Linked DNA regions of Homo sapiens: region 1 is linked to region 2. Evidence: read pairs that join two places in POLR2A ChIA-PET (ENCODE). Cell type or tissue: endothelial cell of umbilical vein. All regions are shown on one strand. Links, peaks and the distances in the headings refer to the core of each region. The heading gives the core; the rest is flanking DNA.

What was found. Peaks named below come from ENCODE experiments on the same cell type or tissue, not always from the same donor. Only the 100,000 strongest peaks of a DNase experiment are listed, where the experiment ranks them.
Region 1: POLR2A ChIA-PET joins it to region 2 with 5 read pairs; 2 of 35 experiments call an interaction of 5 or more read pairs at or near these places.

Annotation. Positions count from the first base shown.
Region 1 is chr9:131,235,630-131,241,001 of GRCh38, forward strand. No RefSeq gene overlaps it. Among named protein-coding and RNA genes, the nearest start is that of FAM78A, 38 kb to the right of the region's middle. RefSeq lists enhancers at 1-4,168, 1,204-1,704, 1,705-2,205, 2,261-2,828, 2,625-2,784. In endothelial cell of umbilical vein, for the core only: no CTCF peak of the experiment used is centred there; DNase peaks (open chromatin) are centred at 1,842, 2,422, 3,112, 4,832 and 1 weaker place; H3K27ac peaks cover 2,395 bases.
Region 2 is chr9:131,403,982-131,409,353 of GRCh38, forward strand. The region is part of intron 1 of PRRC2B (proline rich coiled-coil 2B); the gene reads left to right. Among named protein-coding and RNA genes, the nearest start is that of PRRC2B, 13 kb to the left of the region's middle. RefSeq lists a silencer at 3,761-3,880 and an enhancer at 4,884-5,372. In endothelial cell of umbilical vein, for the core only: a CTCF peak has its summit at 4,086; DNase peaks (open chromatin) are centred at 2,920 and 4,080; H3K27ac peaks cover 1,799 bases.

The DNA of each region.
Region 1 (5,372 bases), core at 127-5,126, 170 kb before region 2:
TCCAAGTTCCTTTTTTGGGGGTGATTACAGCGGTAGATGGCAGGGGTCAGCTCAGCCTGCATCCCCTGACGCCTGAACTGTCAGGATATCCGGCTGGAATGCACAGTCGCTCCCACCTGCCCAGGGAGGAGATGGCGGGGCTTGAGCCATCTCCAAATCGGGGCAGGCAAAGAGCCTGGATGACAAGAAGGGGCCCCAGGGATGCCCACGCAGCCCTTCTGGGGCATGTGCTGCAGCGGCAGGCACAGGAGGTTTCATTTATGTTTCTGCTCCGCGTAACTCAGGAAAGGGGGCGCAGACTGAGCTAGGCTGTGTTTTGCTTGGCTTTTCCAGACACACATATCACACTGGTAATTGGTGCTTCAGATGGCAACATAGGGATAGAGGCCAAATTGAGCTCCTCAGGGACAGGTAGAACCCCAGTTACACGACACCCACAATCCCGGCCTCTCGTTTGGGCAAAAGTATGAGTCCTGTGGCACGGTGATGTGGCTGAGCCGGTGGTCCCCTCCACATGGCCCTGCCCACCTGTGAGTGTCCTGGTGCCTGCTTTCAGCTTTGCGTTCTCTGTGGCAGCCTCCAGAGAGGCTTCTAGGTCAGGTCTCTGGCATTACAGAGAAGGAGTGGACTGTGCAGGCTGCCCTCACTCTTACCCCCACCAGCTCTGTAACCAGAACGAGGCACTTGGCCTCTGTGTCTTGAGAGTTTTTCCCCTCAGTTGTAAAGTAGAATTCGAATACCTGTCTGGCAGGGTGGCGGTTCGGACTAAATGAGGTGCACCTGGCCCAAAGCTGCTTCCCAGTCTTGGCGATGCTGTTACGCTCACCCGCAGGCTCTGGCCTGACATCTGGGTTAAATGATCCCAAGTTGGTTCCCACTTTGACCTCATCTGGTCTGTGGGGTGGGGACATCTCCTGCCTGGCCTTCAGGCCCCTTATCAAACACAGGACCCTGCTGCTGGGGAATGGTGCGGCTCTAGTGCGGCGCTCAGGCTTTCGCTGGAGATTTTTCATCAGGGCTAGGCTAGGCCCTTGAATCTGTGTTTTTCCTAAAGTGGGTGATTCTTGTACAGATGGTCCATGAACCCCATGGGCCTTCTGCTTTAATCTAAGGACAGTAGCCATAAATACCCACCCAGGGGGCATCTGAAAAACAGAACCCAGCTCCCATGAACATGTTTATTTTGCAGTTAATCCAGGCTAAGGGATTTTATCTGAAATTGTTGATAAGAAACACAAGTGTAAATTTAAGCCGCTCTGGCACCTGCTCAAAAAAGAAAAACTCTAAAAGCACAAGTGGGCCAAGTCACCTCCTTGCCACTCAAAACACTTTGAACCCTCCTCTGTGAGTCCCTGTAACAGAGGAGGAAAGACCTTCCTTGCCCTCATCCTGCCTTGCAGCAGCTCACCCCACTTGGCTTCTGGACTGCCACTTAGTTGTTTATTCTATTTTTTTTTTTTTTTAAGACGGAGTCTTGCTCTGTCACCAGGCTGGAGTGCAGTGGCACAATCTCGGCTCGCTGCAACCTCCGCCTCCCAGGTTCAAGGGATTCTCCTGCCTCAGCCTCCCGAGTAGCTGGGACTACAGGCGTGCACCACCACGCCTGGCTAATTTTTGTATTTTTAGTAGAGACGGGGTTTTACCGTGTTAGCCAGGATGGTCCTGAACTCCTGGACTCAAGCCATCCGCCCTCCTTGGCTCCCAAAGTGCCGGGATTACAGGCATGAGCCAGTGCACCTGGCCCCATTTGTAATTTCTCTTAGAAGACCTGTCCAGTACTTCTCGGCATTTGATTTTCAGCCAACAAAACTGGCCCAGTTTCATGCCAGAGATGGGGCTTCTTGCCTGAACTTCCTCTGAGGAAGTCCGTGGAGCACCCTGGCTGGAAGGCAGGGATAGTGGATCTCCCAGCCTGGGCTGCCAGCTGGTCGGATTCCTGCGTGTGCACCCCCATTGCTCTGTCTCAACATCACTCTCTACTTTCCTCCTGGGGAAAGGAGGAGGAGCAATTGGATGGAGGGTGTATCAACCCCCAAACTTCTGCCGTTTTCAAAATGTCTCCTATGGGAAGTTAGTATTCTATAAAAAAAAAAAAGGTGGGGGGGGGCTCTATGGCCATATAAGTTTAGGAAGAGTGGATGGAACAAAATTTAACATCTTTTTATTATAAAAAAGACCTTTTTGAGCCTTTAATATGCAAATATGTTTTGTAAATCAACAAGAGGAAACAGTCCGCCATTTCCCAAATACGTTTGCTCGGAACCTTTCTCCTTGGAGTTGGGGTCCTTGGCACTCAGGCTGGGAACCGCTGCCTCGTTGATGTTGCTATACGGAAGCACAGCTCACTTCCTGCTGGTTGTGTTTCTAACACACATTCCTTTTTAAAAATTGCTTTGTAATAGTAACAACTCACTGGATGGCTACAGCATGCCAGCACTGACTATGCTAAGCCCTTCACTGACATTTTCACATTTCACCCTGTGAGCCACGTACTACAACCCACAGCTTTCAGATGAGAAAATGAGGCTGAGCCAGGAAGCGGTTTGCCCAAGTCTCACAAGAGAATGAGGGGCGGAGCCAGCACTGGGGCCCGGGCAGTGTCTCCCTCCCGCTCCTGCCAGGCCCTGGCTGGCTACCATTGGATCTCCTGATTCTTCTCCAAGATACCTGTTCATTTCCAAAGAAATCTTGCCGGCTGGTGCCAGCAACACTGCTGAACCCCTTACCGACCAGCAGACCACCCTGTGAAAACAAGCCGGCCTTGACATCAGTCACAGCAAATAACCCTGACACCACGCAGTTACCTGTCCCCTCTGCTGCCTCTCACCTGTTTGTATCTGTGATCACGATCTGTCTACAACGGCAGCCCGGCGGGGGCTGGGCAGAGGCCGGGCCTGTCTAGCTTATGTTGGCGTGAACCGCACATGGACAGGGGTTTGCGGGTCCTGACGAGGACTCCAGGGTGGGAGCAGCTGGCTCCATACCCTTCAGCTGTGTCATCTGCCCTTCCTCTGCCGTCTCCTCTGGGGTCTGGCTTTGAGGCTTGCCAGAGTCCCACCAGAGGTCAGGCCACAGGCCCACTGAGGTGGCAGTTGCTGCATTGTTATAAATAGAAGCCCATCCATACCGCAGCCCCGGCCGGCCGGAGATTCTCTGCATTGTTTTCAGACCTAGATTGCCAGCTGCAGAGGCCACAGGCAGGGGTGGGGGGAGCGAGTGGGCTGTGGATGGAAGGCGGGAGCCCCAGCATATGAGACAAGAGCCGAGCCCGGTCCTGGCTAGAGGCGACCTCTCCTTGCTGGCATCCTGGCCCGTGAGGGTACAGAAGCAGCTTTGCTTTGTGGCCCATCGGATGTTGGCTTTCTCGACCTCACCTAGTGCCTTTCCATCTGGAAGCCTAGAAGGGGGCTTGGCTGCCATGCAGCCCTCACAGTGCCTGCAGGCCCTCCTGTCTGGCCCTCCTCCCCCTCCTGCCCCCTTCCGCATCTAACTCTCCCTGCGGTTCTCCAGGCCCCTCTGCACTTTCTCTGCTTCTCAAATGGCCCATTCTCCTCGTCGCCACAGGACCGCTCCATCCTCTGTCCCTTCCTGCTCATCCTGCAGGTCTCCATTTAAGCGCCACCTCCCCACGGCAGAGCCTTCCTGGTGGGCTGACCTGCTCACAGGCACTGGCTCCCTTTGTGTGCTCCTGCCCTGCCGCACTGCTATTTTGAGGCCTCCGTCGCAATTGAAATTTCTCGTGTAGTCGGTGGTTTCATTCATTTATCTAGTCCGTCCCAGCAACGGGCAGCTCTGTGAGGGCAGTGCCAGGACAGAGCAAGAGTCAGGAACTGTTGATAAATGACTCCCAGCACGACTTCCTAGAAAGAAGCCAAGACTTGTTCAAAAGCCAGACCCCCACCTGAGATGACAAGAGATAGCAGGTATTCAGACAGTTCAAGGGCACAGGGCCAGCTAATGGCACCAGAGGCACACAGCAAGGCCAGGGCTCCCCCACCCTGCCCAGGGGTCCTCTGGGTCTCATCCCAGGAACGCACTAGGGCAGGGCAGCCAGGTGAGTGGTGAAGAGTGCAGACTGGGTGCAGGAGGCCCTGGGGAGGAGGCCTTTCTCTGAGACACCAGCTGGAGCAAGCCGTCCCATCTGCCCCCCGTGAAAATGAGGCAGGTGCCGTGTGCCTCACAGGGCAGGGCTTGCACGGGGCTCAGGGCAGCGCCTGGCAGAGTCACTGGGGTGCTCACGGTGGCTTCCCTGCCTTCTCAGGGAGAGACCCAGGCCCCAGCAGACGGACCCCAGTGCCCCACGAAGTCTTCCCTGATCCCACAGCTGACCGGCAGCACTCACTTCAGGAATGGGGCTCGGGGACCCGCAAAGGTCCAGCCTGGGTGACAGAGTGAGACTCTGCCAAAAAAAAAAAAAAAAAATCAAGACAGTAGACATCAGACAAGGAAGGACAGTGATCCCCAAGATTCAAGAAACTAATGAATGAGCCATATGATTGCCCCAGTTACCGCCTGGAGAGTGTGTCCAGATCACAGTGCATGGAAGGAGAGCCCAAGAGGAGCCCGACAGTCTCCCGGAGTTTACAAAGCAGAGGACTGGGGAGGAGAGGGCCTCACACAGAGAGAACTCTGGACCCTTGCGGAGGGTCCTCTCGAGTATTCAACTGAGTACTGCTCAGCTTGGTACATGTGAGGAAATCCCGGGTCTAGAGAAGGAAAACAACATGAGAGGATTAGAGGCAAACTCTTCAGAACTCTAGGGCGAAGAATAGTGCCTCTTCCTGCCGGCCGAAGTGGAAAGCCTCATAAATCACTTCGCATTGGAAACAGTGCTCAGAAACGTTTTGTCTCGGTGCTGGGAGAATATGAGTCCTACCCAGAATGCCACTTGGATCTCACCTAACAACGCTTAAAAGCAAGACCCAAACAAATCAAACTATTTCCAAGTAAGAGCCCAGAACAAAGCCCAAGAAGCGCATAGGAATACAAAAGCACCCGGTAACGGGCGGCTGTCAAAGGTAGCAGAGGGGCAGGCCCTGGTACGCAGTGGCTGAGGCCATCTCCTGGGCCACCTGTGGCTATCACAGCCAAATAGGTACTGCTGGACCAAGAGGTGGTGGTCCTGGGTGGCAAGGGCATCAGCGTTTCTGGCAATTTCTACAGAAACAAGTGAAAGTGCCTGCCCTTCCCCTGCAAGTGGATGAACGCCAACCTATCCTGCGCCCCCTACCACTTCCAGGCCCCCAGCCACATCTTTAGGCAGACTGTGTGGGGCATGCTGCCCCGAAGACTAAGTGAGGCCTGCCGGGCACAGTGGCTCACGCCTGTAATCCCAGAACTTTTGGAAGCTGAGGCAGGTGGATCACCTGAGT
Region 2 (5,372 bases), core at 215-5,214:
TGTTGACCAAGCTTGTCTTGAACTCCTGGCCTCAAGCTGTCTTCCCATCTTGGCCTCTGAAAGTGCTAGGATTACAGGTGTAAGCCACCACACCCAGCCATTTTTCCATATTCATGTGAACAGACCTGCCACACTAAGTGTTTTAAAAATAATGTTAGGTTTCTAAAAAATATACAGGTGTGTAAAAGAAGAAAAAATCGTTTATAATCCCATGGTTTAGATATTCCCAGTTGACTTTTTTTTTTTTTTTTTTTGGTGGTGGGGACAGAGTTTTGCTTGTTGCCCAGGAAGGCAATGGCGTGATCTTGGCTCACTGCAACCTCCGCCTCCTGGGTTCAAGCAATTCTTCTGCCTCAGCCTCCCTAGTAGCTGGGATTACAGGCATCCGCCACCATGCCTAGTTGATTTTTTTGTATTTTTAATAAAGACGAGATTTCACTATGTTGGCCAGGCTGGTCTCGAACTCTTGACCTCAGGCGAGCCACCCGCCTCAGCCTCCCAAAGTGCTGGGATTACAGGCGTGAGCCACTGCACCCGGCCCCCAGTTGACTTTTTAAAAAGAAAATTCAAGTTGCTCAGGGAGGTATAAAGGCTCTTCCCCACTCTCTCTGAAAAAAAAACCAGTGTGAGGAAGTTCTTGGGATTCCTCCCAGAAAAAAACCCACATTATCCACATGCACGTTTGTATTCTTCAAGCATGCTGCTGCCCTTTCACGTGATAAAATGTCTCAGCGTGCTCCCTGACAGCTACGCAGACGGATTATGTTATCTATTTTAGCAACTGCAGAGAATATTTTGTGGGTATACTTGATTTAACCTCTGTCTCCTACTGGTGGACATTTGGGCTATTTGTAGTTTTGGAATATTACACAATTTTGGTCAAACTGTACCAGATTTGTTTTCAAAAACATACAATTTGTATGTAAGCATGTAAGTGTGAGAATGTGGTTCTGCAGTGTGGACTCTTCAACTGAATAGCTTTTTGGTAAGAATTCTGCCAGATTTCTCTTCAGAAAACTTTGTATCAGCTTATATGTGTGAGCGTATGTTTCTGGACTATGGGCTTTTCTAAATGAACAGGCTTTTTGGATTGTTTTGGGTGTGCACATTTTCCAATCAAAAGCTACTGTTTGCGGCTTTCTGTGGTGAGCGTAGGGTCTGATGTTTTGGTGAGCTTGGGCAGACAGCGATCAGACACAGCAGCTCCGTTCACAGTGCAGAAGCGGCCACTGGAGGAGTTGCTCTGGGTGTCTTGTTAGGTGAAGGCCACTGTGGGAGCTGGAAGGAGGCGATAGACACAGCCAGGTCTAAGGTTGATTTTCTGTATCAAGTAAAATGATTGTCCTTGCTGCCTGTTTTCTTCCAACTGTTATACACTGGAGCCTGGTGCATAAAATTCAGAGACGGCCTCCATTTTAAGTTTTCTCATAGCCCCGTCTTTCACAGTCCTTGGTGGTTTTGTTGCTGTTAATATTCATTGCTGTTGGCGCTTTTGCAGCTCCTGATAGTGGCTGTTGTGCATATCTCACTTCTCGACTCAACCTCTTGGCGTCACTTGCCACCCCTCCTGCCCCCCACTTTGGTTTAGTTCTTCCAGGAGATCACACCATTGGTTGAAGTGACTGCAGAAATGAAGCACTGGAATGCCTGGGTGGTGGTGTTTCATCAGGCTAGGCTGGCGGGGATTTGTGCTCTGGCAAGAGGAGGTGCGGTTTGGAATTACACTGCTCTGGCTCCTGGGGGGGTTATTGTTAGCTGGAATTCAGAGAGAGCTCGCTGGGAGAGTTGGGAATGCCATGCCCCCTCTTCCTGGTGGAGAGTAGCTCTCCCTTGCAGGCACAGTGCAGCACCCCACACTGGAAGCCCTGCTTTGGGGTCAGCTGCCTTCAAGTCCAGGTTCTACCACTTAGAAGCTGGGTGACCTGGGGCCAGCTTTTAAATCTTTTTGAATCTCCATTCTCTTCCTCTGCAAAATGTGATAGTAACACCTTCATAGGACCTGGGAAAGGATTCAGAGGGTCATGTGCTGCAGAGTTGATAGGGCACCTGGCACAAGACAGCAGGCTCTCCATAGACCGCAGCTATTAATGGTTCCTGGATTCAGCCCTCCCCGGGGGCCCGGGGGTTTGGAGCAGGCAGGCTTTTGTACACTTGGGGCTTGTTTGTTACCTAGGTGTTGGGGTTTCTAATTATGTGCTCAGCACTGTGCTACATGCTAAAGATTTGGACCCGTAGCGCATTGCCCTCACCTCCTGGAGCTCAGTCACCTTAACTAGCAAGGGCCTCCCATGGGCAGGTGCATCAGGGCTCTTCTGTACATCTCTCCACAATGAACACCACTGCGGATGTCTGTTCCCACGAGCAAGGGCGTTTGATAGCTGGCAGCTGCCCTGTGTCTAGTCTGTTGTGTTGTGTTCTTGGGGAGTTTCAGGTAAATGTCTTGGAAGGAATGAAGGTAGGCATGTTAAGGCAGTTTGTGGGTTCTGGCTGCAAGGGAGACTGCAGCTGGGCCAGCAACAGCCCTGACTTGACCTCAGGCCGACAGGAGTGTTCCTTTCAGCCACTTAGACCTACCTGCTATGAGGTCTTGAACAAATCATGTCTTTTGCTCCTTTAAGTCTCAGTTTTCTTATCTGCCCCAAATGGATACGGAACCTGTCTCACAGCATTGCTGCAAAGATTGGCGTAATTTCTGGGATGCAGTGTTAGTGCAGTGTAGGAAACCTAGTCAACTTGGAACAGTATATGGTGTTGATACTATGTTGCTCAGTTCACCGAGATCTTAAAAACAATGTAACAGTTACAATACAGGCGTGTCACAGTTACAATACAGCCTTGCTACAAACATCAAGCTCCAGAAGTGTATAGAGTAGAAAGTGAAAGTCATTCCTTCTTCCCTGCTGTTTCTTTATAATATCAAGAGAGGACTGCTGTCTTAACCAGTTGTTTTTAACTAAGGGGACTGTTTTAACTGTGCATATGAATTCTAAACCTGAAGTGACCACTGGAAGGTGGGAGGTGTGACTGTTTATAGGTAGACCTTAATATAAGCAAAGACATCTCATATGGCTCCTTAGTGTGGTCTCTTCAGCTTTTTGAGGGGAGAAAAGGCCATTGTAATTCTTTGCACACCCTGGATGAATCATAATGTTGTATTGGTAAAGTTCAGCAGTGGCATAGACTGGGTTTAATTAACAAGTGCTGCTTCCAAAGATCCCACAGCTTTACAATTTGCTGTTGACATGGTTGGAGGGTGGGGGAAGGGGAAAGGTGGGCATGCCCTTAGGGTAATGGGGCAGTGCAATACGGTTTTTTAGACGCTTCGGGGAGATGGTGGGTGGGGGAGGAGAGTTGTGAGTATAGAGTTTTGGGTGAGGTGAGGAGTCTGTGGGTAAGGTGTTTATAACGTGTGTAGTGTATTTGGAGTGAGGGTGCATGCTCCCTTTTCCCACCGTTCTGAAGTCACAGCTTGGCGTACCTGGGAATGCCCTTGGCGTAGTAATCCCTGGCCCTTATTTTGGATCTGTCCTTTATTCCTTTGTTACTTTAGAACTGGCTTCGCCGGCGATTGTCCTGGGTTTCCTCTAGTGTCTGAGGCTTGGAGGAGAAGTCATGCACGGCTTCTGGGGTCCAGTCCTTTGGCCTTTGCTGGAGATTATTTATACCAACCCAGCCCTTTTAGCTCCCACTTCAGTATTTTTGGATTTATTTATTTTCATCAAAGAGAAAGTTCCTTTGTCTCGGCTGAGTTGATGAACGTCTCTATAGCAGCAAACACCCGAGGGCGTGTGGCCCAGTTCTGAGAAGCTGTGGTAGAGTGAGGAGGGCACTGTGTGACCCTGGTTCTCACTTCACCTCTGAGCCTCTGTTCCCTTATCTGCAAATAGGGGGTGATAGTAAGGACAGCCACCTTAGTGGCGGTTAGGAGGATGCTCTCTGCAGCTGTAATGTTTATTCGGGCAGCCCGATGGAGTATTTCCTCACCGGGGTAACGGGAGGCATTGCATCCAGGTTGGAGTGGTTGCTGAGGAGTCCTTCGGTGCTTCTGGTGATAGTCATTGTTGGCCCTAATCCGCCTCCTGCAGCTGAACTGTGGGAGTGCCACAGCTAGAGGGGGTGGGAAGAAGAGGATGGGGTTGTTGTAAGTAGGCTGTGTTCTCTGCCTGTCTGGGCATTTGCTGCCGAAGGGCGTCTGACTCCCATGTAATTTACCTAATGAGAGGTCTCGGGCCTTGCTGGTTACTCTGTGCGGGGTTACAGGTCTCAACTCTTTTCTTTCTATGGACACAAACGAAAAATGTGCTTTGCAGAGATGCCAGGTTGTAAAGAAATATTGGCCCCAGCATGTAAAGATACATGTACTGGAGTGTTGGTTGTGGCATTATTTGTGGTGGGACATGTTCAGTTGGACATTTCCGTAGGGAAATGGGTAAATAAAATACGATGCCACTGTATAGTGGAATGCTGTGTAGGCATTAAAAAGAATGAGGTAGATCACTATGTGTATTTTTATCTTTTAATTTTTAAGTCTGAACTAAACAGAACTTATGTATATTTTTAGAAAGATGACCATGTATAGAAAGAGAAGAACCCAGGTTGAATAATACAGTAGCTTCCTGCATTTGTAGAGAAGACCATGACTGCTAATATGAATGTGTATAAGCCTGGAGGCTGTCCACCAGTTTGTTAACACTGTTTACCTTTTGAGTTGGATTGTTTTCTTGTGCACACATTAGTATCTTTTTTTTTTTTTTGAGACAGAGTTTTACTCTTGTTGCCCGGGCTGGAGTGCAAATGATATGATCTCGGCTCACTGCAGCCTCCGCCTCCTGGGTTGAAGTGATTCTCCTGCCTCAGCCTTCCGAGTAGCTGGGATTACAGGCATGTGCCACCACACCCAGCTAATTTTGTGTTTTCAGTAGAGACGAGGTTTCTCCATGTTGGTCAGGCTGGTCTCAAACTCCCAACCTCAGGTGATCCACCCCCCTCGGCCTCCCAAAGTGCTGGGATTACAGGCATGAGTCACTGCGCTCAGCCACTTTTTTTTTTTTTTTTCCTGAGATGGAGTTTTGCTCTTGTCGCCCAGGCTGGAGTGCAATGGCGCGATCTTGTCTCACTGCAACCTCCACCTCCTGAGTTCAAGCGATTCTCTTGCCTCAGCCTCCCAAGTAACTGAGATTACAGGCATGTGCCACGACGCCCGGCTAATTTTGTATTTTTAATAGAGATGGGGTTTCTCCATGTTGGTCAGGCTGGTCTCGAACTCCCGACCTCAGGTGATCTGCCCGTCTTGGCCTCCCAAAATGCTGGGATTACAGACGTGAGCCACCGCACCTTACAGGTGCCTGCCACCACGCCTGGCTAATTTTTGT